Regions from separate parts of the Mus musculus genome. Here all the other regions are linked to region 2. The links are chromatin loops, found by intact Hi-C in ENCODE. Cell type or tissue: left cerebral cortex. All regions are shown on one strand. Links, peaks and the distances in the headings refer to the core of each region. The heading gives the core; the rest is flanking DNA.

Evidence for each region. Hi-C counts contacts between places; a loop is a spot of excess contacts. Peaks named below come from ENCODE experiments on the same cell type or tissue, not always from the same donor. Only the 100,000 strongest peaks of a DNase experiment are listed, where the experiment ranks them.
Region 1: it touches region 2 in a loop (2.0-fold over the local background); 4 of 42 quality-filtered maps call a loop at or near these places.
Region 3: a loop joins it to region 2, with 7 times the contacts of the local background. A loop is called at or near these places in 24 of 42 quality-filtered maps.

The regions. Positions count from the first base shown.
Region 1 is chr9:114,045,486-114,056,420 of GRCm38, reverse strand. It overlaps Gm36883 (a long non-coding RNA gene), which reads left to right. Exons shown (of 3, transcript XR_379916.4): 1 at 1-989; 2 at 2,496-2,590; 3 at 5,442-5,772. Among named protein-coding and RNA genes, the nearest start is that of Gm36883, 6.3 kb to the left of the region's middle. In left cerebral cortex, for the core only: a CTCF peak has its summit at 6,010 (motif pointing right); a DNase peak (open chromatin) is centred at 5,443; H3K4me3 peaks cover 455 bases.
Region 2 is chr9:114,112,014-114,122,948 of GRCm38, reverse strand. It overlaps Gm29825 (predicted gene, 29825), which reads right to left and starts at 4,861. Exons shown (of 27, transcript NM_001378688.1): 1 at 4,764-4,861; 2 at 2,409-2,479; 3 at 1,545-1,569. The coding sequence starts at 4,788. In left cerebral cortex, for the core only: a CTCF peak has its summit at 6,055 (motif pointing right); a DNase peak (open chromatin) is centred at 6,070.
Region 3 is chr9:113,987,894-113,995,893 of GRCm38, reverse strand. Fbxl2 (F-box and leucine-rich repeat protein 2) reads left to right here. Exons shown (of 15, transcript NM_178624.6): 6 at 5,017-5,085; 7 at 5,181-5,276; 8 at 6,458-6,584; 9 at 6,700-6,774. Among named protein-coding and RNA genes, the nearest start is that of Fbxl2, 35 kb to the left of the region's middle. In left cerebral cortex, for the core only: CTCF peaks have their summits at 4,098 (motif pointing right) and 4,917 (motif pointing left); a DNase peak (open chromatin) is centred at 4,892.

The DNA.
Region 1 (10,935 bases), core at 1,275-9,274, 66 kb after region 2:
AGTTTGGTGCTAAACCATGAGTAGCTGTCTGCAGTTAGTGAGCTATGGGAGAAACTGGCTTCTCACAGTATGGTCTGGGATTTGAACCACATCAGGCACAAGACAGACATCATTTTCCAGCTCACATTATTTACATGAGCCAAAGCTAATCTGGAGCTCACTATTTAGCCCAGGTTAACCTCACACTCACATCCCTCCCACCAACACCCCCACAGATAGTGAGTGCTACCGTACGTAGCCCAAGGCTTCACACAACTTTCAATTGTGTGTGTGTGTGTGTGTGCCTTTAACAACCCAAACCATCTTGCTAGCCCTCACATAACTTTCAGATTACACTAAAAGGACAGCAGCTCTCCTCCAAAGCAACCAGCGTGAATTAATCCCTTTAGGTGGTTAAGTTTCCCATTTCAAATGTAGGTATTTGAGGGTGTTGATGGGGTGAGGGCTGAGACTCATTCCCATGTAAGTATAAGTGAATTTACCTAGATACTTTCAGTTTAGCAGTTGTCAAGACAACCTAGGGGTGAGATCTCACATGTCTGGGCTGGAGGAGACACTGAAAGTTGCCTGCAAGAACACCAGGAGACCCATCTGACGGCAGTGCCTGCTAAACATCATAGAAGTCATTTTGCAACTCACTACCTAACCCTGATGGCATTTTAAACATTATCTTTGCTCAGGTCTGTCTTGGCCTGTCCTCCTCCGAGGAAATGGTATGTTCTAGAGGTATAATTTGTGCAAGCACAGGGGAAAACTGTCCAGCTGTCTCCCATGAGTGTATGCTTGCCTCCTGTCCTGGAAAAACACTGTGGCGTCTATACAGAAGAAACAAAAACGGACATCCACAGAAAGATTTGTTCAGAACTACTCATACTTCCCTCATTTGTGCCAATCAGGGGCAGCTTGGGCATCATCAGTGGATGAACAGCGTGACACATGGTGACATGTTCTAGTGGAATAGAATACCAGCTGGCAAGGAGAAGATCAAGGTAGGTTGCAAAGGACTGGACACTTACTCAGCATACGTGAAACCTCAGGTTCAACCTCAATGTGGGCATCTGTGGGGTGTGGGTGTGAGCCTTCAATCCCAGCATCTTCAGATGCTGAGGCAGGAGGTTCAAGGGTCAGAAGTTCAAGGTCACTCTTAGCTATATCAAGTGCAACCTGAGCCTACAAAATGTATCATAAAAACAGGCCAGCAAGAAGTCTCAAACAGGGCTGGTGAGATGGCTCAGCGGTTAAGAGCACTGACTGCTGTTCCGAAGGTCCTGAGTTCAATTCCCAGCAACCACATGATGGCTCACAACCATCCGTACAGCTACAGTGTACCCATATACAGATAGATAGATAGATAGATAGATAGATAGATAGATAGATAGATAGATAGATAGATAGATAGACAGGCAGACAGACAGACAGACAGATAGATAGATAGATAGGTGTAGATAGGTAGGTAGGTAGGTAGGTAGGTAGGTAGATAGATAGATAGATAGATAGATAGATAGATAGATAGATAGATAAAAGTCCCAAGCGTAGAAGGCACTTGCCCAGTAGTCTTTGACCTGATTCAATCTCTGCAGCCTGCACAGGGGAAGGAGAAAGCCAACTCCTTTTGGTGGTGCTCTGACCTCCACATTCAAATTGGGGCAAACACACCACACATCCACAAATAAACCAATGTTTAAAAACACACACACACACACACACACACACCAAAATAAATAAATAAAACCAAATATGGAGAAAAAGAAGCCAAATGCAAAAAGGTTCGTCCATATGATTCCATTTTAATGAAATTTGATTCAAAAAGTGAAAAAAAAAAAAAAACCCAGCCAGGTATGGGGTAGCTCACCTTTAATATGGGTGTTTGGGAGGCAGAGACAGGAAGAACTCTTAGGGGTTCAAAGCCAGCCTGGTCTACATAGTGAGCTCTAGGATAGCCATGGCTACATAGTGGGAGGCTGTTTTAAAAATACATACATACATATGTATATACATGCATGCATACATACATGCATACACACACACACACATACATACATACATACATTTTTTTTAAAGGAAAAAGAAGTCAGAGATGAAGGCCTGTTGTACTGAGTAGCTACTTCCTGCGATGGCTCCATCACCTACAGAGGGAGGAAGGATCCTAAGATTCAAGGACTTAGGAAGCCCCAATCTTCAGAAACTTAAACAAACTGGGGAAACTTGCAAAAGTTCCAGGGTCTTGCTCCGAGGTTCTATAAGCAGCAAGCAGTTGCTAAGGGGGGGAAGACTCCCTGGTGGAGCTGCCTGCAGGTTAAGCCGGAGCCTCAGGGTTGTCACTCAAGCTGAGGCGGGCCTTTCAGGGTACAGCTAAGCTTGGGTGACACATGCCCCAGAGAATAACCCAAATAAACTCAGCTGGCTCACCCAGCTAGACTTGGGTCAGACCTTTTCTTTAATCTGTCGATAGTGTCCGATCTGGGGTGACTAGACGTCTGTTCCTGTCTCCCCAGGAAAGCCTCAACACTATCAGCCACACAGAGTTGCCCAAAGGTTCAGGAACACAAGTCTGAAGTATGTCCCCTCTCCAGAGAACCATAATGATCAGGTGAGTGTGGACATTTTTCAAAGCCCACACAGTACTATATGTTTGAAGCATGCAATGTTCATTGAATAGTTTTATTCCACAAGCAATTGATTAAATACTTTAAAAATAATGAATTCACACTGGATGGTGGTGGTGCATGCCTTGAAGGAATCTCTAAGGTTGAGGCTAGCCTGGTCTAGAGTTCCAGGCCAGCTTGTTCTACAGAGTAACTTCTGGACAGCCAGGGCTACACAGAGAAACCCTGCAACAATAAAGATAATAAAAATAATAAACATAACAATAATAAAAAATTGAAGTTACTTTTCTGAGGGGCAAAAACATTTAATGAAAAGACCACATACGGAGATGTGGGTGGGGTTAAGAAATGCTGAAGTTCGGGGTGGAGTGACTGGGACTGGGACGGGAGGTTGGGATGTTACCAAGTCAGGCGAGAAACAGAGTCATAGTCTGGGAAATTACTTGATGGGGAAAGAGCATGTGTGAACAGGAGAACCCAGGTTCAGTTCCCCAGCACCCACAAAACATCTGAGCTCAGCACTTGTAGTCGAGCGCTGTTGGGGCAGAGAGGCAGATCCTGGGCATGCGCACTGGGCACCAGTTGCGCTGGACTCTCAGGTTTCACGAAAGACTCTATTCTAGTTTGCTTTTCTTTTTTGGTGAGATAAAACACTGATCGAAAGAAACCTGGAGGCAAGTCACAGTGGCAGGGACATGACCCAGAAGGTCACATCACACCTACAACTGCCCTGGTGGGGGTGGGGCTGGTTGTGGCTTTTTTTTTTTTTTTTTTTTTTTTTTTGCCGGTTGGGGGTTTTGCCTGTTTCTTTACCAACTTGATGCAATATCCAGTTATCTGGTAAGAGGAACCTCAGTTGAGGAGATGCCTCCATAACACTGGCCTGCAGGCATGCCAGTGGGGTATTTTTTTTGTTTTTTCGAGATAGGGCTTCTCTGTGTAGCCCTGGCTGTCTTGGAACTCACTCTGTAGACCAGGCTGGCCTCAAACTCAGAAATCCGCCTGCCTCTGCCTCCCAAGTGCTGGGATTAAAGACGTAAGCCACCATGGCCAGGCTGCCAGTGGAGTATTTCATGATCAATGAGTGACGTGGGAGGGCCCAGCTGACTATGGGCAGTGCCACCCATGGACAGGGGTCCTGACAGGTACGAGAGGAGAAAGCCAGGAGAGCAAGCGAGCAAATATGTATGCACTCATTTCTCTCTGCTTTAAACTATTGTCTAAGTTAGCTTCCTATTGCTGTAATAAATACCGTGGCTAAAGGCGACTTGGGGAGTGTCTTAGGGTTTTATTGCTGTGAACTGACACCATGACCATGGCAATGCTTATAAAGGAAAACATTTAATTGGGGCTGGCTTACAGGTTCAGATGTTTAGTCCACCATCATCATGGTGGGAAGCATGATGGTGAGCAGGCAGACGTGGTGCAGGAGAAGCTGAGAGTTCTACAATTGGATCCCAGGCAGCAGGAAGATAGCATGACACTGGGCCTAACTTGGGCTTTGAAACCCCAAAGTCCACCCTCAGTAACACACCTCCTCCAGCAAGGCCACTCCCACTCCAACAAGACCACACCCACACAACAAGGTCACACCCACTCCAACAAGACTACACCACACTGCCTAGTAATGCGCCTCCCTAAGAGCCTGTGGGGGCCATTTTCATTGAAACCACCACAGGGGGGAAAGGGTTTATTTATCTTAGAGTATACAGTCCACGATGCAGGGAAATCAGGGCAAGAGCACAAGTCAGGAACCTGGAGGCAGGCGCTGGTGTAGGCATGGAGGAATGGTGCTTACTGTCTTGCCACACAACAGCTAACTTAAGACAAGCCTCCCTGATGTAGGCAATCTCTCACTGAGACTCGCTTCCTAAGTGATTCTAGGTTGTGTCAGGATCACAGTCTGAAGCCATCGTGAGATGGCTGCTTGCACACGGCCTGGGTTCCTCACTGCTAACTCCTTTCTGAAACATTTCTGGAGCAGTGGGTGCCCCTTTCATTGACCCTGACATCAGCCGGGGTGTGATTGACACCTGCCTCTAGCTACAGGCGCGGACTCACGAGACAGTGAGTATGTTAGCTGGAGGCAAGCTGCTTCTGAGGAAGTGGGAATGAGCTGTTTACCGGGTTAACAGCCATACCGGGAGCACCAGAGAGTGTGTTGACTTCTCTCAGCCATGACACCAGGACAGTAGCGTCACTCAGAATAGGACACTGGACAAGTCTGAATATAAGTAACTAATACTTGCCCAAATTCTTCTGGCTTTTGCTCTGGGAAACAGGAAGGAATGCGGAGAAGGAGCAGATGTCCTGGCTCATATTTCTTAGTTATGCACAGGCTCTCAGTATCCTGTCCAGTTTACTATTGAGCCAATGTTTTCTTTGCTCCGAGGAACTTCCTATGGCTGGTGAGATGGCTCATCAGCTAGGGGTGCTTGCCCCAATCCCGATGACCTGAGTTCAATTCTCAGGTAATGCCCATGTGCGCGCACACACACACACACACCTAATTTTAAAATTTTAAAACGTCTGGTGTGGTATAGAGCTGTAACTCTATCACTCTGAAGGTAGAGGCAAGTGGAGCTCTGTGAATTAAAGACTAGCCTGGTCTACATAGAGATTCCAGTGCAGCCAGAGTGTCATGGCAAGACTTTAACGAAAACTAACAACAGTTTCAAAACCCCTAAAATATAGAAAAGTTTAAAAATAAATACGGACGGTATAATTAACACAATCCAGACTAACTCCCGGCTTCTATTCTTCACCATGCTGTGTCTCCCGGAACACCCGCCGTCGCCGCCGCCTTCGGTTTCTATCTTCTGTCCGTCTCTTCAGGAAACTACAGCCGCAGTCCACCATCTGCTGAGTCCTTGCTCCAGGATGTCTTGGTTTCCACGGAAGCCTTTTCTGTACTGTTTCCTCCTTCCTGTGTGCTTTGTTTTAAGAGACAAGTTCTTGCCATGTAACCCAGGAGAGCCACACACTTGCTGTTCCCAGAGCCTCAGCCTCCTGAGTGCTAGCATTCGAAGTGTACGTCACCGTCTTACGTCACCATCAGCTTCCCCGAGCCCCGTTTTCTTTTGTTCTGACACAGTACCCCTTCCTGATCTATTTCTTTGAGCCTTGCTGTTGTTCTTTATTAAAGATGAAGCTGGCTTCTCTGAAACTCTCGGGTTCAAGGGATCCTCCTGTCTGTGTCTCCAATAAGCCAGGTCCATAGGTCCCTGCTTCCTGTTTTGTTTCATGTTCCTGAATACAATGCCCTAGCTCTACGAGACTAGTATGCTTAGTTTGGGGGGATTATTAGTTCTTTTAAAGATTTATTTATTTTATGTGAGTACACTGTTACTGTCTTCAGACACACCAGAAGAGGGCATTGGATTCCATTACAGATGGTTGCGAGCCACCATGTGGCTGCTGGGAATTGAATTCAGGACCTCTAGAAGAGCAGTCAGCGCTCTTAACCGCTGAGCCATCTGTCCAGCCCCCTGGGGGCGGGGCGGGGATTTTTTTTTTTTTTTTTAAGATGGGGTCTCACTATGTGGCAGTGGCTGGCTCGGAACTCAGTAGGTAGACCAGGCTGGCCTCATCCTCCTGCCTCTGCTTCTTGAGTCCTGGGATTAAAAGCATGTGCCACCAGGCCAGTGCTCATGAGGCCGCTGAGGGATGTGTTTGGGGGGCAATGGTACAAACTGCCACTCAAACCCTGAAAGCTCTCCATTTTAAGCACAAATGTTTTTAAAACTTACATGAAGGAGTGTGGGCTTTGCTATCCTAGTCTTAGCTGCCTGGAAGGCAGTCTTCCACTAGCAGTCTCCAGATGAAGATGTAGAACTCTCAGGTCCTCCTGCACCATGCCTGCCTGGATGATGCCTTGTTCTCGCCTTGATGATAATGGACTGAACCTCTGGTCCTGTAAGCCAGCCTCAATTAAGTGTTGTCCTTATGAGAGTTGCTTTGGTCATGGTGTCTGTTCAGAGCAGTAAAACCCTCACTAAGACAGAGGCTAAGCCCTCTCTCACCACCAGCAGGTCTGTCATCATCATCTTTTTGCCATGAGAGTTCCCAGAATTACTTCTTCACTATGGCCATCAATGCGTTTACCACGATGGCTTGGTGAATCACTGTCTTTCACAAGTGTGTCCCAGAAGTGATGCAGAGAAGGAGTTACAGTTCTGGAGCTTAACAGATCTCTGTGTCCTATTTGCAGTACCCTGAGGCTTCCCATTTAACAGCCACAAAGTCGGAGCAAACTACAGCTCTCACCTTAAAGGGAACAAGAGACAATCTGTTCTGGAGCCATTTGAATGAACACGACCCAGGAACTCAGACTTAGTCTATCCCAAATTCCATGTTTCAATGTAGAACCAGTTCTATAGTTTTACAGAACCAAGAACCTCGTAAATCAAGGCAAGTTTAAAATGCATTAGAGTTCATCGGTGTGACCGTTTGAATGAGAATGGCTCCCATAGGCTCATGTGTTTGAGTGCTTGGTCCTCAGTTGGTGGAATTGTTTGGGAAGGATTAGGAGGTGTGGCCTTGTTGAGGAGGTGTGTCACTGGGGGTGGCTTTGAGGTACTAAAAGCCCACACTACTATTCCCAGTTAGTTCTCTGCCTCCTGTTTATAGATCATATGTAAGCTCTTGGCTACTGCTGCAGTGCCATGTCTGCCTGCCTGCCTGCATGCCTGCTATTTGCCTGCCTGCCTGCCTGCCTGCCTGCCTGCCTGCCTGCCTGCCTGCCTGCCTGCAGCCATGTTTCCACTGGCAGAAAGCCCTGAGCTTCCTCTTCTCTATTTTGGGGTCCTGGACCCCCAGGATCTGAGGAACATCATGTAGCCCTTAGAAAAATTACAAGTCCACCCCCTTTCTCTGCTGCCTGGCTGCTTGCCTGCCTGCAGAAACCCATTCAGCAAGTCCCCGAGATTCCTGCAATCCCTCCTCATGCTGATGACGTATCTCAGCTCCTTAACCCAATGACCTTTGCCCACCCTGGATATCCCTCCCCCCTCCCCAAAGTGTTATATAAGCATTGCTCATCCTGAATAAAGCCGAGCTGCCTCTCTGAAGCCGATCCTAGAGAAGTCTGTCTTCCCCACTGGGCTCACCAGTCCCCCACTCTGCTCCCTTCATTGACCCTGGAGAAGGGAGGATCACTTACCACCATGTTGGTTGTGAACTCTACTGTCCTCGGAGTCTGGGTGCCTCAGATGAAATGTTTCTTTTACAGGTTCCCTTGGTCAGGGTATAGAAGCTTTGCTCTGGGCCTCGGATGCCATCTGGTAATATTCCAACCTCTCCACACCACTGCAGGCTTCTTGTTTGGTTGGTTGATTTGGGATTTGTTTGTTTATGGCAGGGTTTCCTCTGTGTAGCCCTGGCTATCCTAGAACTCCCTCTGTAGACCAGGCTGGCCTCCAACTCACAGAGATCCACCTGCCTCTGCCTCCTGACAGCTGGGATAAAAGGTGTGAGACACCGAGCCCGGCCATCACTGCAGTTTTAACCAACCAGTGAGTCTTTGCAGATACCTACTTTCCATGAATTCTTGGTCACAGCAAGAGCTCTGTGGATTTTGTATCATCATCCCCATCTCCATCACCACCACCACCACCACCACCATCATCATCATCTCCCTACTTAACGCACTCGATGTGAGATGCAATGCTTAAATAGTTTCCTCAGAATCAAGACGTCTGGTGAAACAGACGTGCCTGCCCGAGCGGCCTCTCCTCAGATGCTCTGTTCCACTGTACTTCTAAGGATGAGGTTTCCCAGCCAAAATACCCGCCCTCACCGGGAAGAGCAGCAGGGCTCCTGTTTATCCAGGAAAGCAGGCTTCAGTTTTCTGCCAGCCTGGGATATTATTCAAACAAGCCAACCACTCCTGGTCAAGTGCTACCAGGCATCACCCCACCCTCCGGTTACCACAAAGCCGGCCTCTAAAGGCCTGGCCTCATTCACCATACTCAGTAGCTGAGAGTAGCCTGCAGGTGGTCAGGACAGTGTGAGGTCTTGACCTGTTGAGCTACCTCGGTTTCCTTTGTCAGCTCAGGCTCCGAAGTCCTTAGAACCTCACGCCCCTCCCCGCAGCACCAAAAGCCACCATTCCTGAGAGGCAGGTCAGAAAGACACAGGCAGGAAGCTGGAGACAAACCAGGAGGATGGACCAGGGCCTTGACCCTGGCCTCTAGCCCACCACCGGGAGCCACCGGGAGCCACCGGGAGCCACCGGGAGCGCACAGTACGAGGTGACCACTGCCTACCTGCACGGAACACGAGACTGGATTTGCAAACAGGCTGGCCTCCAACTCACAGAGATCCTCCTGCCTCTGCCTCCCGAGTGCTGGGATTAAAAGTGTGCGCCACCACAGCCCGGCTCTATTTCTGTTTTAATTTATTTTATTCTTCTTTTCATTGCTACTATTGGTATTTCATGGAGGGAGGGGGGCTCACAGTGAAAGTGAGAGACGACTTTTGAGTTTGGTTCATGGAATCTTGGTGCTGAACTCAGGTCCTCTGCTGTCCGAGTTTGCTTTGTCATTTTGTGCTAAACACCACGACCTTGAGCAACTCGGGGTGGACTGGTTGAAGTCCGCACTCACGTGGGGAGGACAGGACAAGAGCTCAAGGCAGGAGCCTGCAGGGCACATCATCGGGGGAATGCTGCTTGCTGGCTTGCTCCCAGGCTCACATCCAGCTACCTTTCTTCTTTTTCTTTTAATATTTGCTTTATTTCATTTTATGTATGTGAGTGTTTTGCTGGCATGTATGCAGTGCCCAAAAATGCCAGAAGAGAGCGACAGATTGGGAATGGAGTCATAGATGGGAGTGAGCTTCCTTGTGGGTGTGGAGAACAGAACCTAACTCCTCTAGAGCAGTCTTAAAGACTTCTACATCCCGGAAGTTCCATCTGCTTACTTTTTATATAGCCACGCCCCCTGCCTAGGGATGGCACCACCCACAATGGACTGGGCCCTCCTTTATCAATCAGCAATGAAAAAAGTGCCCCAAAGACATTGCTACCAGCCAGTGTGGTGGACGCAGTTCCTCGAGGAGTCGAGAGTCCCTCTTCCGAGATGACATCAGGTTTGTGTAAAGTGAGACCAAACTGAAGCAGCAGCCTTTCTTTCCTGCCAAGCCATCCTCCTGGCTCCAAATTCACCTTTGTTGGTTGGTTGGTTGGTTGGTTTTGTGTTTTGTTTTGTATTGCTTACCATCTCTCTGCATTTTCCCCTTGCCCGTGTCCTATCTTTAGATTCATCATCAAATTCTTCCTCCGTTTTGGGGCTCTATTCCCCATTGGCTTCCCGCCACAACTCTGCATGCACCCAGCAGGTATAAACATCCCAAGTTGTTACACTTACAGATGAGAACTAAAGAGTAATCAGACCCTGCCATACTGGACTATCCTCAGAGCGAAACCGCTACCATCTTCAGGATCCCCTGGGCCGGATCCCCCAAGATCCCAGCTGTTGCCCCTCCCTCCTGGAAGGAGAGGACACGGAGTGTCATGGGACCCTCACTTAAGTGTCCAGGCACTCTGCCCAACCAGCTGTGTCCTGTTCTGCTCTGCGCACAACCTTGGATTTCTGGGCGGGGCTAGAGGAGGTCTGTGGGGAAGGATGCCGGAAGGAGCTCCACTACACAGCCATAGAAGAGCCATCTGCTGAGTGCAACCCTCCATTGCGGCCCTGTTAAGGCCACCTATGCTCCCGCCTGTGACCCTCACCCCTAGCTCTGTAAGTAGGCCTGATTCACTGGTTGTTTCCCAAGAGTGGACTTCGGTGGAACCACACTTTGGGACCACAGGGATGTCTAGAGCTTGCGGTGGGAAGGGACTTCAGCAGCAGCTCGTTCCCGAGTCCCATTGTTTACATTCAAAAGATTGTGCTTTGAACTGGGTATAGCGGTGCATGCATGTAACCCAACGACGCAGGCACTGGTAAATCAGGAGAATTACAAATTTGAGGCCAGCTTATGGGACTTGGTAAGTCAAACATGCAGGAGACGCAGGCCAACTGAGTAATTCAGTGGCGGAGTGCCTGCTTCCGTTTCAGGAGACCCTGCTTTCAATCCCCAGTGCTACAGAAGGGGAGAGGGGGCTGGAGAGACGCCCAGCAGCTTAGCGTTACTTGTTGCTCTTCCAGAGGGACTGGAATTCACTTCCCAGCACCCAGGTTGGGCAGCTCACAGCGTCCTGTAACTCCAGCTCCGGGGAATCGGATATTCTTTCCTGGCCTCCATGATCACCCAAACACACGTGGTTATTTACTCACATATATGCAGAAATACAAACAAAAATAAATTTAAAAAATTTTTAAACAAG
Region 2 (10,935 bases), core at 1,497-9,496:
TTCACATTACTTTGTAGGTGACATACTCACTGCCCACCTGTATGGCCTTTCTTAGTTTCTGCTTAGATATTGGTACTGACTGCAGGGCAGTGAGAGTGCACCATACCTGGTCATGCCTCTCTCACCAGTCTGACCTTCTCTGTTTATAAAATTTTTTTTTCGGGAAAAGTGTCTATTCTAGTCTAGCAAGTAATTCACTCTACAGAAAAGAATGAACTTGAACTTGTGTTTCTCCTTCCTTCACTTCTCTAGGATAAGTATTAATAGGATGAAGCTATCCTGAGAACATTTTATGTAGAACTAAGATACAGACTTTGGGTCATGGACATCCTAAGCATGGTCTGACAATGACACAACTGAGCTACTTCATATTCTCACACTAGTTTCCCTTAATCAAACCACAGTGTAGCAAAGTGCTAACACTATAGATGAACTATGCAGAAAACACTTGAAATAATGATATTGAGTCATGTGGTTCGCTGCTGAATATATCTTCTCAGTATTCACACTTAAAATGTGGAGACTGACCACTACTGAGAGGAAAGTCTCTTGGAGCATAGAATGTACCTCCCTTTTGTATGTGTATTCCATGGAAGTGGTAGTTTACTCCTGTAGTCAGAGGCAGAGTAACCCTGTCTCAAAAGAAAAACAAACAAACAAACAAACAAATAAAACCAAAGCAAAAATATCATATATATTTTTTTTAAAATTGGATAGCAAAGATCAGTATCTAGGTGGTGACCAGAGTTCTTAGTGAATGCTTTGCCTTAGCTGTTTTGTTCTTTGTGTTCATGCTAAATAGTGTCAATCCTTTAAAGCTTTTCGCCAGGTTTTACTAGAAGGAACCAACCAAGCCTAGCATGACCTCCGTTCATATACATGTAGCCAGTTTCAATGGAGCACAGAGTCAGTAATCTGCACAAAAACATGGGCTTTTCTTTCATCCTTGTTCATGTCTGTAGGCAGGTGAATTACACTGCCCAGGTCTTCTGAGCACTGTGGTAGTCCCAGCAGTCTTTGGGATTCCTGTAGCTTTGAGTTATTACAGGCTGATGCTAGAAAACTGGAAAGTCTTCCCTGTTTTTATTTTTTACGCCCTCTGTTGGGTTAAATCTAATGCTGCACTGCATATCTAAAGATCTCTGTCACTTACTCTGAATCTTGGTTTATTCATCTGCCTAGAAAAATGCAAATCAACCTACCACATGTGGCTGTGGCAAACTTTAAACACATGAGTAAATTGTCTATTCTGACTTTTTTTCAAAACTTTTTCTCTGTAGATTGAGTTGAGTAACTTGGATATCTGTGTAGATAAGATAGGTTTAGAGGCAGCCTCGTGAACAAAACAACAAACTAAAGAGGTCACAGCTGTACACACAGGGCTACAATTTCTCACTTCAGGCATCACTTTTTTTAAGAACAAACATCTGATTTTTCAATCAATACAAGCTGATTTGCTCACTGTGGTGCAACCAGACAAAAGACAAGCAGTATTAACACAATTCATATCTAACACATGTCTTCAGCGACTGCAGGATACATACTGTTCCGGCGTTTTCTGGAGCCCACCTGTAACATACAGGAAAGAAAACACTTAAGAGACTTAGATGATGCTCAATCCTGTTTGTACAACTCTTTGGTTCACCTCTTGACAGGACATAATTGTACCAAGTTTGTCGAGCTAATCAAATCTCTTACTAATCTACTGACTCTTACTGACTATTAGAGACTCAGGGGAAATGTTCCGTATTAGTATATTATGTGATACTGACACAGAATACCTCAAGATGCCTACTTTGTGACAAAAACTAGAGTGTTTCCCATATTTACTGACTAAGTGCCACATCAGGCAACCTTATGCATTGGCTTCTACTGAAGGTTAGCTGAGTTACATGACAATATGGTGAAGCTAACACCTATTTAGTGATACTATCCCCTTTTGGGATGCACGCCAATCATTTGCATGCATCCTTATGTCTTAAGTTCTTGGCACCTGAACATGCCATGCTAGGACATATGATGCTTCCTCTACATCCATCTTTGGGGAACATAATCAGATTCAACCTAAACCACAGGCTCTAGAAGCCATAAAAGGAGTAAACGCTTATGTAAACATTCAAGTCTACATGAATGATATGCCTGCCACCTTCTGAGTGAAATTTACATACTGGTATTGAAGGCAGAATATTATTGTCCAGAAGACAGTCTGCCCTGACTCAAAGTCACTACCTGATACAGTTCTAATAAATCCCGATCTGATATAATTACATTTCCTTTTCCTCCTAAATAAAATATTTAATACATGAAACACTTAATCAACTTTACTTTTTCAAGTGTGCTATAGTCATAAACACATGCGGGAATCATTAAAGTAATTTTCTCTTATATAAAGGAAGAGGGCTTCTTACGGTCAGTGAGGATTTTGTCCGAGGACGGTCATCAGTTGAGAAGGGTGTGTCAGTACATTCTTGAGGTAGGACTAGAGGGACAGAAAGTCACTGTCAGCTCATGGCACCACTTATTTACACAAGCATTTTGACATCGATAAAAGTGTACTGAGGCAGTACATGTGATTAGATTCAGTTAGGCTACTACTGGGCTGTCTTTCCTGATGGTGAGTATAGGCAAAGACTAGAAAACTAAAAAGCTTTTTTTCCCTTTTTTTTCCTTTTGCTTTCTAGAGGACGGGAATATAAAGCAACATAAGGGTCTATGGTTTAATATGTAACTACCTAGTGCATGGATTCAGTTTGGGAGGGAGCACATCCAAGGGCAACTGTTGGTATCTAGTTATGCCTTCTATTATTTGGGGTTCTGGGGTTAGAGACAGAATATCAGGTGCAATGACAAGCACCTCTACTATCAAGACATCTCATTCTCCTCATTAAAATAAATGTCACGATGAAACCACATATGATCATCCTTCCCTTTAAGCATTTTGAAACCCAAAAGGACTGAAGAATCTCTTCATCACATCTCACAAGCATATTTCAACCTCCATCAGTTGACACATTCTGATTCTGCATTCATCATAAACACAGAATTTTAGCTTTTTAACACATACATTTTCCTGGGGAAGTGAATTTAGTATAAGGGACATGGTGTAACTATATTGATCCATTCATCCTTTGACATGCAATAATTTATTGACTTCTGGAAAACAATAATAAGTACCCTGTGCCTTGTTTCTCCTTTTATTCTCATGTGCTTTGTAGCATCCAGATTAAAAAGAACAGTGATAAGGAAGAGGAGTATCTGGATCCTGCTGGCCATTCAAGTCCTCTAACTCAGCTCTATGTGAGAGTTGCTCCAAGGGTAATGGGGGCTCTAAAAACTGGGTAGATATTCTGAGTACTTGTGTCACTCTCCCAGGTTGTGGCTCACAAGGTCTCTGCACTTTTGAGGGTAACATTTGTATTTCCACCAGATATCAATTAAAGATCTCTCTATTTGTAGTTGGCTTTAGGCCAGGTGTGAGGATAAGGATCCCAGTCCTACGCATCTGTGAGCTGACGAGAAGGGCTGGTACTTCCTTGCAATGACTAGGTTGAAATGTGACAGTGGTGTCCTGTGATAAAGTGACCATGGATTTGATGTCATAAAGTAGATAATGCCTAGGACTTCTACAGACTTGAGACATCCTGACGTGTACACTGGAAACCTACCATCTTGGTTAATTAGCTTTTCACAAATATGAACCTCTTTATATTTAGGTTTTGCCCAATTCATCAAGAAAGCTATAGCTCTCTGAAGCAGTGTCAGGATAAATAAACCACATCACACGTGAAAACAGCAGGAAGGGTTAATACATCTTTTCAGCACCATGTTTCTACACGCACAGAACGATTACCTCTGCACACTATTCTTTTTGTTCACCATATACGAACACTATGCTCACGGATTACTGTAAATAATTCCTGACTCTCTAGTTAGTTCACCAGTCTAATTCATCTATTCTCTACTTCATTTGTTGAAATAGTGATCAGTCATCCAGAACAAAATAATCAACTTATTGGGTGATACCTCACTCCAAAGAGATGTGGGTCACAATGTTACCTATTTGTGATGTCTACAATTCAGGATAAATCATAAATTATGGATTTAAATTATTCAATATGGAGTAGGTACACACTCTAAACCTTCACATATGTGGAAAAGACATACCTACATTTTAGTGAATAAATATACCTAATAAGAAAATGACACGGAATGTTTGTTAAAAATGAAAATAGGCACACATTATAGTGGGAGATTTATATCATAATTTATCCCCACCACTGTGAAGCCACTCCTTTTTTCTGAGGTTAATAATTTCAAAACAGAGAACCTTAGTTATTTCTTGGTATGTTTATGATATAGTGTTATGTCTATGAAGCACAATCTTGAGGGAGGAAATACAAATATATATAGACGCATACATACATACAAACACATTAAATTCTAATGTCAAAATATTTTGTAGACTAAAATATAATATATAATAAAACATAATTCTAGAGCCAGGCGTGCTGGTGCATGCCTTTAATCCCAGCACTTGGGAGGCAGAGGCAGGCATATTTCTGAGTTTGATGCCAGCCTGGTCTACAGAGTGAGTTCCAGGATAGGCAGCGCTACACAGAGAAACTCTGTCTCAAAAATAAAATAAAATAAAATAAAACATAATTCTAATAATACAGCAGTTATAAGTATTTACACAAAATATTTTGAGAAATATTAACCAGTCTAGTTGAAGCAAAAGCACTAAATGGCTAGTAATATCATACCTCGGGTATCACAACAGTTACCCATTATACTCAGATTCCAACACTACTATCGCTCTGTAGTTATAGACGTGTACTCTGAGGAAATCTCAAAGTATACTGGCACTCAGCTCTCAGGCCTGAACATAACTAGGTACGGGTCAGCCATAAGTCACAGAGCTTGCATAGTGAACTCATAATCATACCATGACAGCCAACATCTGCTACTTAGGCGAGTCTGCGCATACAAGTTCAGGACTACAGTGTGGGTTATTATAAATACCAATGTTCTTGATCTAAGAACGATCAACTACAAAGTTAGTTTTCTCTCATCTGCTTACATGGTTCTAAAGAACCCTGTTTAGATGCCTACTTCACAAAGGTCTTTTTCAATCTCTTTCTCACACATCAAAATGTGAGCTGTCAGCTACTGCTCCAGGGCCATTTTTGCCTGTCTGCTGCCTTGCTCCCTGCTATGATGGCTATGGATTCTAACTCCCTGAAACTTTAAACTCTAAGTTAAATATTTTCTTTAACAAGCTGACTTGGTCATGGTGTTTTATCACAAAAAAAAAAAAAAAATAGAAAAGTAACTAAGACAGCCCCAACCATGTGTCTATCTGTCCTTAATAGTTCAATTAAAGACATAATTAATGTAGAAAGATTAATTGGAGGTTTCTACCCCACTTTTGATCATTTACCTCCCAAATAAAGACACAAAACTTTTAAATTTATAATAAGCCTTAAAAGCACTAGAGCTGGGCAGATATCCACCCTTTATGCTAGTCAGTCTACTTTCCAGTCAATGATCCTCAGGGACAACTTGCCATGTTTCTCATGGCCCACTCCTTTCCAAATGTCTGGCCCTCATTGCCATGTTCTCACTTTCCACCTACCCCTGCATCTTCCTTCTTCTTCTCTTTTCTCTCCTGGTATTCTCTGCCTCAGACCCCAAGCCCCGCACCTGAAGCCTTGCCTACCTCTCTTCTGCCCAGTTACGAGTTGTCAACCTGTTTATTTAACCAATAGCTTTAAACTAAGGAGCAAGTTTCCATAGCATCACTTGGTATATGCGATGATTTCCTCTTGACCAAGGATCTCCTCATTGCAGCAGCCAGATCTTGGGGACCAGCATTGATCACTACAGTGCATAGCAACAGACCAAACGCCAACACACAATGAATACTGAAAAGCAGAAGAGAAAGAGTAATAAACTCTTTTTAAATTTTTTTTTATTTTTTTTTATTTTTCCAGCTTCAACCCCACTGGACAGGTTTCCATGAAGGTTGCCCGGGCTTCTCTTCTGCATTCCCACGGAGCACCACAAGATGGCACCATATGAAAGCCTGTTGATGTTGGATGTGGTGGTACATTGGGAAGAGGAACAAAGGTCTATTGACTCCTCCACCAAGACCATCCTCAGAATCCTATGAGGTTTAGTTTTAAACGAAGTCCTCTGGGAAACTCTCTTCCTGTCTCTGACGCCTCTTGTGCCCTGTGGCCTGCCTAACTGAGGTGTCTGCCATCTCTTACAGGGAGAGGTTGTGGAGTATGTGGACGACTTTTTAGAGATGGACGAGTCTGTCTAGTCCACAGGGGCTAAGGAACCTCTCTTCCGCGTTCCTCTTTCTTCAAGTGCCTGGGTTGTTGATATCTCACAGCCTTCTCTTCTTAAAGTAAGAAGGAAGCCACCATCTCTCCCTACCAAGGACAAGCCTGACTTCCCCTTGTTCACACTCAGTATTCACGCTTGTCTTCATGGTTACACGTCTTCATGCCTGTCTTTCCCTTCACACATGTGTTCCCTTCATCTAGTCTGTCCTCCTCAAAGTCACGTTCGTCTCCCCTCTGATCCCATGTGTCTCCCCCATGTTCAGAAAGACAGTCTTCTGTGGTCTGCTTTCTCATCCCTGAAGAAAAATCAGTATTATTTTTTAAGTAAGAAAAACACTAAAAGATGATAAATATATTTGGAGAATTTCTTTGGTCTCTCCGTCCTTCCAGACGTTCCTCTCCTTTATGCCACTTGTTAAGGACAAAAGGTGGCAGAAGATAAAGGCTGAGGTTGGGGCCTCAGGGTCACCTTCACTTGGTTCACTCGGCCTAACCTGAGCTCCTCCTTGCTCACAACAACCGAAGGTGGCCTCTGCTCAGTTTCTTGGAGTCCTCAGAATACACCAGGGGTTACAATGTCATTTAATGTGAACAGTACCCGGTTATAAGTCTCAGGGTTAGAAATGATACAGGCCAGGGGTGGATTTAGCTTTCTTTATTCTCCTAAGGCCTGTGGGGTTCCTGTTCCACATTAGGCATTTGACTGACAGCAGAGGTCCCATGCGGAGTCACCAAAGGAAAAGCTGCTTCTGTTAGTTCCTGGTCTGGGAGCTGCAACAGAATACATGACACAAGCGACTTCGGAAGGGTTTGTCTGACTCTCAGTAAGAGGGTGGACTCTATCGTGCTATCATGTCACGGTGGTGGGAGGTCACAGTGGGTGGGAGAGAGGTCACGGTGGTGGAGGTTTCGGGGGAGGGGGGGTCACAGGTGGGGTGGAGTTCACCATGGTGGGAGTTCACACTGGTGGGATGTCACAGTGGGGGTGGGAGGTCACGGAGATGGGAGGTCACCATGGTGAGAAGTGGTGCAGGGTGGATTTGGGAGGGGACGTCATGGCGGCAGGAGTCACAGCAGCTTAAGTTCATGATGGAGGGAGGTCATGGCTGCTGGAGCATCTATCTGTAGGCAGGAAGTAGAACGCTGGCGATAGGCTCACTTCTCTCTATTCCATCTGGGGTCCAGCCCCTAGACAGGCCTAGCTGCATTTACCGTGGGCTTTCCCACCTCAGGTAAGGAAACCTAGAAACCCCGTCTCAGGCCTGGAGTCTCAAGTCTTGGGTGATTCTGGATGTTGACCTTTGATGTTAACCACCCGCCCTGTCCTCACAGCTTGGAGTCTGCAGGAAGAGGAATGCTCATGTGTTTGTAGGAACCTCGGTTTCCTAGTTGTAGGATGCTGACTGGAGAACAAGCAGGGAGGAAGCAGGGAGGAGCAGGGGTTGGAATGAGGTTGACAACCGATCGGGTTGACTGATAAGGTGAGATTGGCCTTGGGGCATCAAGTCTCAGGGTGTAGCGATTGTCGATCTAGGACGCTGCAGGGAGACCTGTAGGAGAGGCATGGACCCAGGACCTAGGAGGGAAGGCTGGGCAGGCATGTGGGCCTGAGACAGATGCCCGACAGTCTGTAGTTAAGCCTTTGGGTTGTGCTGAAGGGTGCCAGCATTCGGGTTGCACGGTGGCGTGTCTGCAGGCCCCACAGTCAGTCACTCACTGCCCTGCCACAGGAAACCTGAGCAGAGGGTGTTGGGGATGGGCTGCTGCAGGGTCTCCCAGAGCAATGGCTGCATCCATTCTAAGTGGTTAGATTCTATGTGGATTTTGAAAGCGCCATCCTGGGAGTTGATAATGGGGCGTGCGTGTTGAATGTAAGAAGTCTCAAAGACGGCAGCAGAATGTGGGCCTGAAAGATAGGAAGAATGACATCTCATTTACCAACATCGGTGAGAGGCTAATACTGTCAGCGAAACAGGGTTTAGAATGGCCCAGGAGACAATCCTCTAAGCATGCCCGTGAGGGAAGGAGTTTCGATTGGTAAACGGAGGTAGAAAGACCTACCCTAACTGTGCTTGGCCCCTCTCCTGGGCTGGGGCCCAGGACTGAAAAATGAGAAAGTGAGCTGGCACGGGTGTTCATCTCTCTGCTCCCGAGGCGACTGAATGTGACCAGCTGGTACCTCGCCCCGCTTCTTCCCACAGCGGAATGTCTTCCTGAACCGTACCCTGAAATAAACCCTTCTTCCCCTAAACTGCTTCTTGTCAGTATTTGGTCACAGCCACAGGAAAGTGACTAATGGCACCAGTGGGCGGGGAAGGGATCTGGCACAGAGCTGGTGGCCTGAGGTTGGTCTGAGAGGCTCAGGATGCAGATAAAATTTGGAATCATCAGAGGGCAGAGCCTGAGGCGGGGACCCAAGTATTTTCTTCTTCACCTACTGGCTGGCCTGGAGCGTGGCCGGGGCAGGAAGGAGGCTGGGCTGGGGCGTGGCCAGGGCAGGAAGGAGGCTGGACTGGAGCGTGGTCGGGCTGAGGCTAGCTGCTTCCCCAGAATTCCAGAGAACGTCCTGGCTCCTGAATTTGCCTTAAGGCCCTTGTCTTTAGAGTTAGGGTAAATAATATGGATACTGTTTGAGTTGGGGCCTTTAAAAGTTGGGTACCCAACTCAGCAGTGTGTTCCAGTATGTTCGAGGCTGACAATGCTGTGGTTTGAAATGCTACAGTTTGTTTAATCAGCAACAGCTTGGCCTGTCCTTTAAAAACAAAACAAAACAAAACAAACACAAGATTTCTTTAAAGCAAGCAGTGTAAGTTTATGGGGATTTCCAAGTCTGCGCTGAGATGGTCTATTTATCCTTTGTGCCCCCCCCCAGGATGGAGCAAGGGCTATCTGTGAGTGACCCCATCACAATGACCCATCTGATCAACTCTAGGAAATTCCAGAAGTCTGAATGTCACACCCTAAGGGCTATCTATCACTTGTAGCCACTCAGACTCAACCTATAATCTGGTTTTGTATTTTGAGATCTGGAGCCTCGATTTATAGCCCGGTCTGGTCTTGAACTCAAGATAGTCCTCCTGTTTCAGTCCCCCAAGTGCTGGGATGATGGGTGTGAACCCCATACCAGCCTTTAGACTTGACTTCCAGAGAGGAGAGATACCAAGGAAAAGTTAGTGTATGCACGTGCATGTGAGGTTGACCAACAGCCTATCAGGTTCAAGATTACTTCTTGTTGTTTTGACACGGGGTCTCACTGTGCAGCCATGCCTAGTTTAGAACTTGCTACTTAGACCAGGCTGGCCTCAAAGACACACAGATCCCCGTGCCCTGTCTGCTGAGTGCAGGGATTAAAGGGGTGAGCCAACACACAGATTCTTTTCTTCTTCTTTTTGTTCAAGCTGAAGATGACCTTGAACCCCTGATCCTCCTGCCTTTGACCTCTCCAGTGCTGGGGTTACAGGTGTGAGCCATCACCCTTGAAATAAAGGGAACCTTGGGATGCACAGCAGGCAAGGGGTGTGTGTGTGTGTGTGTGTGTGTGTGTGTGTGTGTGTGTTTTGCACACACGCAGTATTGGGGAGTGAACCAAGGGTTTGGGCATGCTAAGCAAACACTGAGCACTGAGTTCAGTACCTGAGTATCTGTCTGAGTTCAAGACATTCTAATGGCCACTAACTGGGGCTCCAGTCACCTCTAGAATCCAGGAGAGCTGCTGGGAACATTACCCACAAAGCCTGCCCTAGGAAGGAAATGGTGCTCTTAGGAGCCCTTATTAAGGGAATGTTAAGCACAAAAATTTTATTGAACGCAACCCAGTGGCAAACAGAAAAAGATCTGTTAGATTGTCAGTGGGCAAGGGCTTATTATAGCCACTGGGGGAATGAACAGTGGCCAGTTTCTGCCAACTTTTATGGAAATAACTTTTTTTTTTAAGTTTTAAATGTGAGCTGCAAACCAAAGCTACTTCAGTTTTTTTTTTTTAAATCAATACTTAAACTGTGGGGAGAAGATGGATTGGTGCCAGAGAAAACATTCTCACTTAATAGTGTTTGAACATGGATGGCAGCACAGTTGGTAGCGAGGCTGTGAGAAGAAACCACAACTAATCGTTCATCGCAGCTGTCTGAACTCTTGATCATCTGCCATCCCCCAAACAGCGACTTCTTTTTTCTGGTGACTCCAGACTTGAATGACCTAGTGTGGGGGAGTAGAAGCTATGTACACGGGGTGGGGTGGGGAGAAACTTAAGTGAGCCCCAGTCAGAAGGTTTATATATTGCCCTTCCTGTCTGCAGCCAGGGGCAGGACCAGTCCCCGGCTGCCTTGGTAGCATGTTCCTGCAAGAACAGACACCAGGGTAGCTCAGGCTTGCCTGAGCTGACCAACTCATACCCACTCAGGGCAGTGGGGGCTGACCCACTCATACCCACTCACTCAGGGCAGTGTGGGCTGACCTACTCATACCCACTCACTCAGGGCAGCGTGGGCTGACCCACTCATACCCACTCACTCAGGGCAGCGTGGGCTGACCCACTCATACCCACTCACTCAGGGCAGCGTGGGCTGACCCACTCATACCCACT
Region 3 (8,000 bases), core at 1-8,000, 130 kb after region 2:
AACTCACGATCTTCTAGGCTCCTCCAAGGGCTTGGGTCACTTCCCCAGCCATGCCCTTTGTAGCACACACCTTGTCTTCTAGGCTCCAGCTGCCTGTACTCCACTTCTGCTGCTGTTCTTGGTGGTCATCTCATGGTACTGGCATTTCCAAAATGCTGCTGTTTTCCACTGTAACTAGGCTTCACCAATAGCCTCTCATAGGCTTTCTTCATGGTGCCAAGCCTCAACTCCTTTGCATGACCCCTTCAGTCCTGGGCCATCAATTGCAACTGAGGCTGCACCTTCACCAATGGCCTTCCATGGCCTCTCACAGTGCCGAGCCTCAGCTGCTCTGCATGACCCCTTCATGCCTTCAAAGCCAGTACCACCTGGGTGACTCTTACACAATACCAAGTCCAGCCACAGCACAAGGTACAACCTTGGCTATCTCTGGAACACAGCCTCTGTGCTCCCAAAAAACACTTCCCAGAAGATGTCACCTCAATGATGCTGGTCTCTTCTTAATCATTGCTAATTTCTTAGCTCCAGTTAACCAGCATCAATAGTCCCAGTAATGCAAAGTTTTTGCTTTAGTAGTTCTGGTATCTTTTTAATCACAGCTGATTCTTCAGCCCCAGCTAACCAGAACCACAGAATCTTCACAATCAAAACAGAAATGGCCCTGAAAAGAGTCTTTAATCTTCCGTCTGAAATTTCACAAGCCAGGACTCCATCTTCTGCACTCTTCTCAACATTATCTTCCAAGCTCCTACACAACATTCGACAGAGCTCTTAACACCAAATCGATCTTCTGGCCCAAAGTTCCAAAGTCCTTCCACAGTCCTCCCCAAAACATGGTCAGGTTGTCACAGGAATACCCCACTCTGCTGGTACCAATTTGTCTTAGTCAGGGTTTCTATTCCTGCACAAACATCATGACCAAGAAGCAAGTTGGGGAGGAAAGGGTTTATTCGGCTTACACTTCCATACTGCTGTTCATCACCAAGGAAGTCAGGACTGGAACTCAAGCAGGTCAGGAAGCAGGAGCTGATGCAGAGGCCATGGAGGGATGTTCTTTACTGGCTTGCTTTCCCTGGCTTGCTCAGCCTGCTCTCTTATAAAACCAAGATTACCAGCCCAGAAATGGTCCCACCCAGAAGGGGCCTTAACCCCCCTTGACCACTAATTGAGAAAATGCCTTACCGTTGGATCTCATGAAGGCATTTCCTCAACTGAAGCTCCTTTCTCTGTGATAACTCCAGCTGTGTCAAGTTGACACAAAACTAGCCAGTACACCCTCTCTTCAACACTTGAGTGTGTGTATGCACACATGCCATCGGTTGTGTTGGAGGGCAGCAGACAAGCCCCAGGAGTTGCTTCTCTCCTGCCACGTGGCTTCTGAGCATCAACCTCAGGCTGTGAGGCTTGGCACCCAGCACGGCTGCCTGATGGACATTGCAGTGTCTCCCAGCCCCAGCTTTAACTTAAGAAGCCTCCGATCTATTGTCTTGAAACTGAATGAATTGTTTTAAGTCTCCGTGTAGTCTGTGACTCTCCAGTTCTTCGCCCTGCCAAGCCCTGGTGTGGCTGTTGTGTCCTTTTCACTTTGGCCCTAACGGTGCTCAGTGTTACATGTGGCTCTTCTCTATCTCCCCGATGCTGCCCAGTGAGCTCCTGTGTTTTGAATCCATGAACTGTGTGGGCAAATGTCTGTCCAGGTCATGTGTCCATTTTTTCATTTGGTTGTATTTTATGATTTTTGAGAATTCTTAATTCATTGTGAATACCAGTGCTTTGCACAGTACCTTTGCAAGGGTGCTCTCCCAGGCTCCTGTCTGTCTGTCTGTCTGAAAGGAAGCTTCTTTGCTGATTTATTTAATTTTTAAATTGTTGTGTTTGTGTGTGGGCCTGCACGTATGTGCACCATGTATGTGCAGTACCTGCAGAGACCAGAAAAGGGCATTGGGTTCCTCTAGAAGTGGAGTTATGGAGTTGAGAAGCCACCATGTGGGTGCTGGGAACCGAACCTGAATCCTCTGGAAGAACAGCAAGTGCTACCAGCTGCCCAGCCATCTCTCTAGCCCCAAAGGGAGGTTTTTCCTGAAAGACATTTCACTGAGGTCTTTCTTCTAGAACATAAGCACTTGCTGTGTTCCTGGGGTCACACGCACCCCACCCTGTGCCTGCCTTGTGAAAGTCTACAAAGTTTTTTTGTTTTTATTTTATGTGTATGTGTAAATGCTTTCATGAGTTTGCACCATGTGTGCCTGGTACTGACTGAGGCCAGAGAGGGTGTCAAATCTCCTGGGACTGGAGTTATAAGTTGCCACATGGGTGCCGAGAAAGCAAACAGTGTTCTTGACTGCTGGACCCCTCTACAGCCCACTGCGTACAAGCTTTCTAATTTTTTGTTTTTGTTTTTGTTTTTGTTTTTTTTCGAGACAGGGTTTCTCTGTGTGCTCTGGCTGTCCTGGAACTCACTCTGTAGATCAGGCTGCCCTCGAACTCAGAAATCCGCCTGCCTCTGCCTCCCAAGTGCTGGGATAAAGGCGTGCACCACCACAGCCCAGCAACTCAGCTCTATTTTGACTTAAAAGATTCCATGTGCTTTGGTGTTTTACCTGCACGTGTGTCTGAATGAGGGTGTCAGATCCTTTAGAACTAGAGTTACGGACAGTTGTGGGCTGCCATGTGGGTGCTGGGAACTCAGGACCTCTGGAAGAGCAGCCAGTGCTCTTAACTGCTGAGCCATCTCTCCACGCCTTGTTTGACTATTTGGGGACAGTTGTTGGTGACTGAGCCCAGGGTCTCACTCATGCCGGACTTTCCCACTGACCCATGCCCCTGAACAGAACTGGTCTTTATATGTGGAAAGGGGCACACATTCAGGTTTGGGGTTTGCCTGCAGACATCCAGTTATTCTTGCGCAATCTGTGTCTTATAGTTGGCCACACACACTTCAACAGCTAGTGCCATCATGTCTTGGAAGCTGACAGTTGGTTTCCAACCCTGCTTACAGAGCTGTCGTGTCAGCTTCAAGTGTTCAGCTCCTCACGGCTCGCACCGAGCAGTGTGAAAGCTGCATCCATGTTTTGTCAGACTTAGTTCTAAATAGTCTTTAAAATTTTTATTTTAAATTATGTGTATATGCTTATCTGTTGGGGTGGGGTGGGGTGTGTATATTTGAGGGGACATCCGATCCCCGGGAGTTGGAGTTGCCGGTGTTTGTGAGCCACCTCACACGGGTGCTGGGAAGGAGAGTGCTGTTGCAGAATGTATGCTTTGCTCTGACCTTCCATATTGTTCATTAATAGAAATAGAAACCTGATTAATTTTTATACATTGATTTTCCGCCTCCCCGCTGCCTCCTGCAATACTGAGGACCTCATACATGTCATATCTGTGGTTTATAACTGAGCTATGCCACAGACTAGCTCCTGTGTGTGTGTGTGTATGAGTACACATGTTACTGAAAATTGTCCCCAGAGCCTAGTACACACCAGGCTCCCTGTGCCACTGAGCATACCCCCTGCCTTCTGCTCTTTGCTTTATTTGGAGTGTCCCTGATGAATCTTCAGCCACACTGATCTTCTTCCTGCTGTAGAAGTCCGTCCAGTACATTTCAGCTCGGCCACTCTGTGCCGCAGCTGCACAGCATTCTGGGTGACTCAGTGATAACCTTCAGGGCCCTTGCCCTGTTCTTGCTCTGTCCCGTTTGAGTAAACTTTGATTGGGCAGTGGTGTCCATTACAGATTTAGTTTCCTCTTTTGTTCGGTGTGTGCAGACATCACGAGCTCCACATTCTTAGGTGTGGAACACATTTTGTTCCTATAAAGGCTGTTTTGAGTTTGATTCTTCATTGGTTTGACTGTTCTTTTGGGGATCGTACCCTCTCTTAGTCTTGGGGCTGGCAGGACGTAGCTTGAGGGAGAATGCTCTTGTAGAATGTGGGGAGCCCATGATCGCCAGCAACATAGAAATCAGTCAGACTGGTTTTAAAGACTCAAGTTTTTGTTTTCTTTTTTTGTTTGTTTGTTTTATGTGTATACGTGTTTGTCTGCACAGGCACGCAGTGCCTGCAGAGGCCATCAGAGGGCCCTGGATTCCCTGCAACTGGATTTATAGATGGTTGTGCGCAGCCTTTGGGTACTGGGAAAGAGACTGAGGTCTTCTGGAAGAGCAGCAAGTGCTCATAGGCTGAAGGTCTCTGCATGGCATCTCTGGTGTCATGCTTCTAGCTAATTCTTTCCCCGGCCGTGGGAGTTGCTCACATGCACATATCAGGGTAGCACATGGCAGCTGCTGGCATTCGATTCCGTGGCCCCTGATGAGCCCCATGGACTTCTTGGGTTTCATCTTCCTAGCCCTGCCCCAGGGATCCACTTTGGTTCCCCATCCTCACACAGCAGGGCAGAATGAGCAGATACAGGCTCTAGGTGGCTAGGTTTTGGAGGTGGTGGAGATGTCATGGAATAGCCAGGACCCGTGAGACCCGCTGAAGTGCCTCAGGACGATGCAGGGAGCGGTAGTCATGTGTAGCTTTCTGCGTCTGGTCCTGCTCTCACCCACCGTAAGGAAGGCAGCTGTTCTTCATAACTTGGGGTTCTTGCCTGTAGATGATGGCTCTTGATACTAACAAGACTGACAGTGGTCAGAGTGCCCCAGGGCACAGCACAGAGGTCTTACCTTGCTTCAAGTGGACTTTTCCAGTCGAGAAGTATCAGGCCTCCCATCTCAGATGACCCCCAAGGTGGGGCTGGAGGAGGGTTAGCTGACAGGTAGCTTGGGTCTTTATGCCAGGCTAGCAGTAGGCAGCGTCTGGGAGCGGCCCAGGTTACTGAGCCCTGTATCTGCCAAGGAGTCTGTGGCCTTTGCCGAGTTAGAGTGGACTTGGAAAGCAGTTTGAAGTGGATGGTTGTGCTGCCCTCTAGTGGCCACCTTGCAGCCGCCAGAGCACTTGTAGCCACTGGTGTTTTGCTTTGCAGCGTTTTTGTTAGGTTGGGGAAAAACAACTCTTTTTTTCCTTCTCATTTTAGGACCTTTGCACAGAACTGCCGGAACATTGAACATTTAAACCTCAATGGCTGCACGAAAATCACTGACAGGTAGGGTTAAGGACGGGTCTAGGGCGGGAGTGGCCACAAGGAGACAGGCGGAAAACAAGGTTGGAAACGTCTTTAGTATGTCTGCCTCGTTTCAGCACGTGTTACAGCCTTAGCAGATTCTGTTCCAAGCTGAAACACCTGGATCTCACGTCCTGCGTGTCTGTTACCAACAGCTCTTTAAAGGGCATCAGGTGAGAGCGCTTGGCATTGGGGGAGGGGGGTCAAAAAAAAAAAGTGTGGGCCGAGGAGGTGGCTCTGTCTGTAAGGCAATAAAGACAAGTCCCAGAATCCACGTAGACAGCCAGTGACCCCAGGGCTGCAGTGCTGGGGAGGAGACCTGGGGCTCACTGGCCGACCAGCCTCGCTGAATTGGGGCACCGAATCCAGCCAGGTTCACTGAGAGACCCTGTGAGGTAGGGGGGGGGGGGCAGAATGCAGGATGTAAAGCTAGGGCTGGGGAGAGGGCGCCACAGTTAGGAGCACGCACTGCTCCTGCAGAGGAACCAAGTTCCCAGCACCATGGCAGACAGCTAACAGTTGCCTCTAGTTTTCTCGTTTTCTGGACACGGTGGGCCACTGCATTCAGAGACATATAACCACACACACTTAAAATTTGAAAGAGATTTTAAAGCTAATTATTTTCTATTTTCTTTTTTTAAATTTATTTTTAAGTGCATTTGTGTTTTGCCTGAATGTATGTCTGTGTGAGGGTGTCAGGTCCTCTGGAACTGGAGTTACAGACAGGTGTGAGCCACCATGTGGTTGCTGGGATTTGAACTCAGGACCTCTGGAAGAGCAGCCAGTGCTCTTAACCACTGAGCCACCTCTCCAGCCCCGTTTTCTATTTTCAGTGCTATCATTTTCTTTTGATGGTGGATAAGTACAATAAATTGTAATTAATAGTGAACGTGTGAAATTCTAGGCAAAACTTGTGGCTCTGGAATGGCCCTTCTAACTGCACAGGGGCTCACTGAGATGTGCAGAATTTGAGGCTAGGTTAGTATTTGTTTGATTCTCTACCTTAATCTAACTATGTCATGTTTTTTGTTTGTGAGTTCATTACAATCAACTGATTTTTTTAAAAATTAATAACAAAAGGTGGCAAGCAACTGAGGAAGATACCTCGAAGTCAACCTCTGGCCATATGGACCATGCACCCACACATATGTGCACTTGCACAGAGAACCCCTAAACCCAGTCCTAGTATGGTCAGTGCCTTGGACTGAGGCATTCCTGGTGGCTTCACTGGGTGAGGAGGAAGTGGTTCCGCCAGGCCCTGGCCTAGTCTCCTCTCTAGGTTGTTTGTGGTGTACTGAGTTCAGCACCTTCTGCAGGAGGCTGCACAGGGTGCTGTTGTTCTTTGTTCTCTCAGCGAGGGCTGCCGGAACCTGGAATATCTGAACCTCTCCTGGTGTGACCAGATCACAAAGGAAGGCATTGAGGCGCTGGTGCGGGGGTGCCGGGGTTTGAAAGCCCTGCTCCTGAGGGGTTGTACACAGGTACAGAGGTCACACATCTGGTCAGCCTGTTTTCCTTGCTGTGGTGGTCATCTTGGTGCCCGATCCATTCTCTCACCTGGATTCCACCCCTCTTTCATTTCCTCCATCCACTCAGTTAGAGGACGAAGCTCTGAAACACATTCAGAACCACTGCCACGAGCTGGTGAGCCTCAACCTGCAGTCCTGCTCAGTAAGTATGGACCCGAGCGTTGGTGCGCGCGCGGCCCCACTGCCCGCCGCCACACCTATGCGCGGGCCCCACTGTGCGGCCCCACTGCCCGCCGCCACACCTATGCGCGGCCCCACTGTGCGGCCCCACTGCCCGCCGCCACACCTATGCACGGCCCCACTGTGCGGCCCCACTGCCCGCCGCCACACCTATGCGCGGCCCCACTGTGCGGCCCCACTGCCCGCCGCCACACCTATGCGCGGGCCCCACTGTGCGGCCCCACTGCCCGCCGCCACACCTATGCGCGGCCCCACTGTGCGGCCCCACTGCCCGCCGCCACACCTATGCGCGGCCCCACTGTGCGGCCCCACTGCCCGCCGCCACACCTATGCGTGGCCCCACTGTGCGGCCCCACTGCCCGCAGCCACACCTATGCGCGGCCCCACTGCCCGCCGCACCTGTGCTCAGTCAGCCCGTTGCCAGGCTGCATATACCCAAAGTGGCTGGCATCTGGCCACATAGCCTTGCCCTGACTCCACATCCTCTATCCTTATGGGAGTTGTGACTCTTTGTAAGGTGAGAGAACAATAATAATAGCAGCATGTTTGGCACAAGGCTATCGACACCTCCCCAGAATTATATAAATCAGCTTTGTTAGTTTCTATACCTGTATTTATATATGATATATTTATATATATATGTATATACATAAATATATGAGACAGATGGACAAGGTCTCACTGCATAGCCCAGGCTACTCTCTGAGAGCTTACTGAAAGCTGGGATTACAGGTGGGGGCCAATATGCCTGGCTCTTAAAAAAAAAAAAATCAGGAATGCTGTTACTAACCGCCTAGCTGTTAGAGCTCAATGTAGTTTCTTTTTAACACACTGGAGCCCTTCTGATCCCCCAGTGAGAATAGCAGCCGTGGGCTGGGAAGATAGCTCAGTCAGTCAATTAAGTGCTGGCTTTGCCAAGGACTTGAGCTTGATCCATATAGCCCATGGCAGAAACTGAGCACTGGGCACTGGGCACTGGGCACTGGGCACTGGGCACTGGGCACTGGGCACTGGGCACTGGGCACTGAGCACTGGGTACTGGGCACTGAGCACTGGGCACTGGGCACTGGGCACTGAGCACTGGGCACTGGGCACTGAGCACTGGGCACTGGGCACTGGGCACTGGGCACTGAGCACTGGGTACTGGGCACTGGGCACTGGGCACTGGGCACTGGGCACTGGGCACTG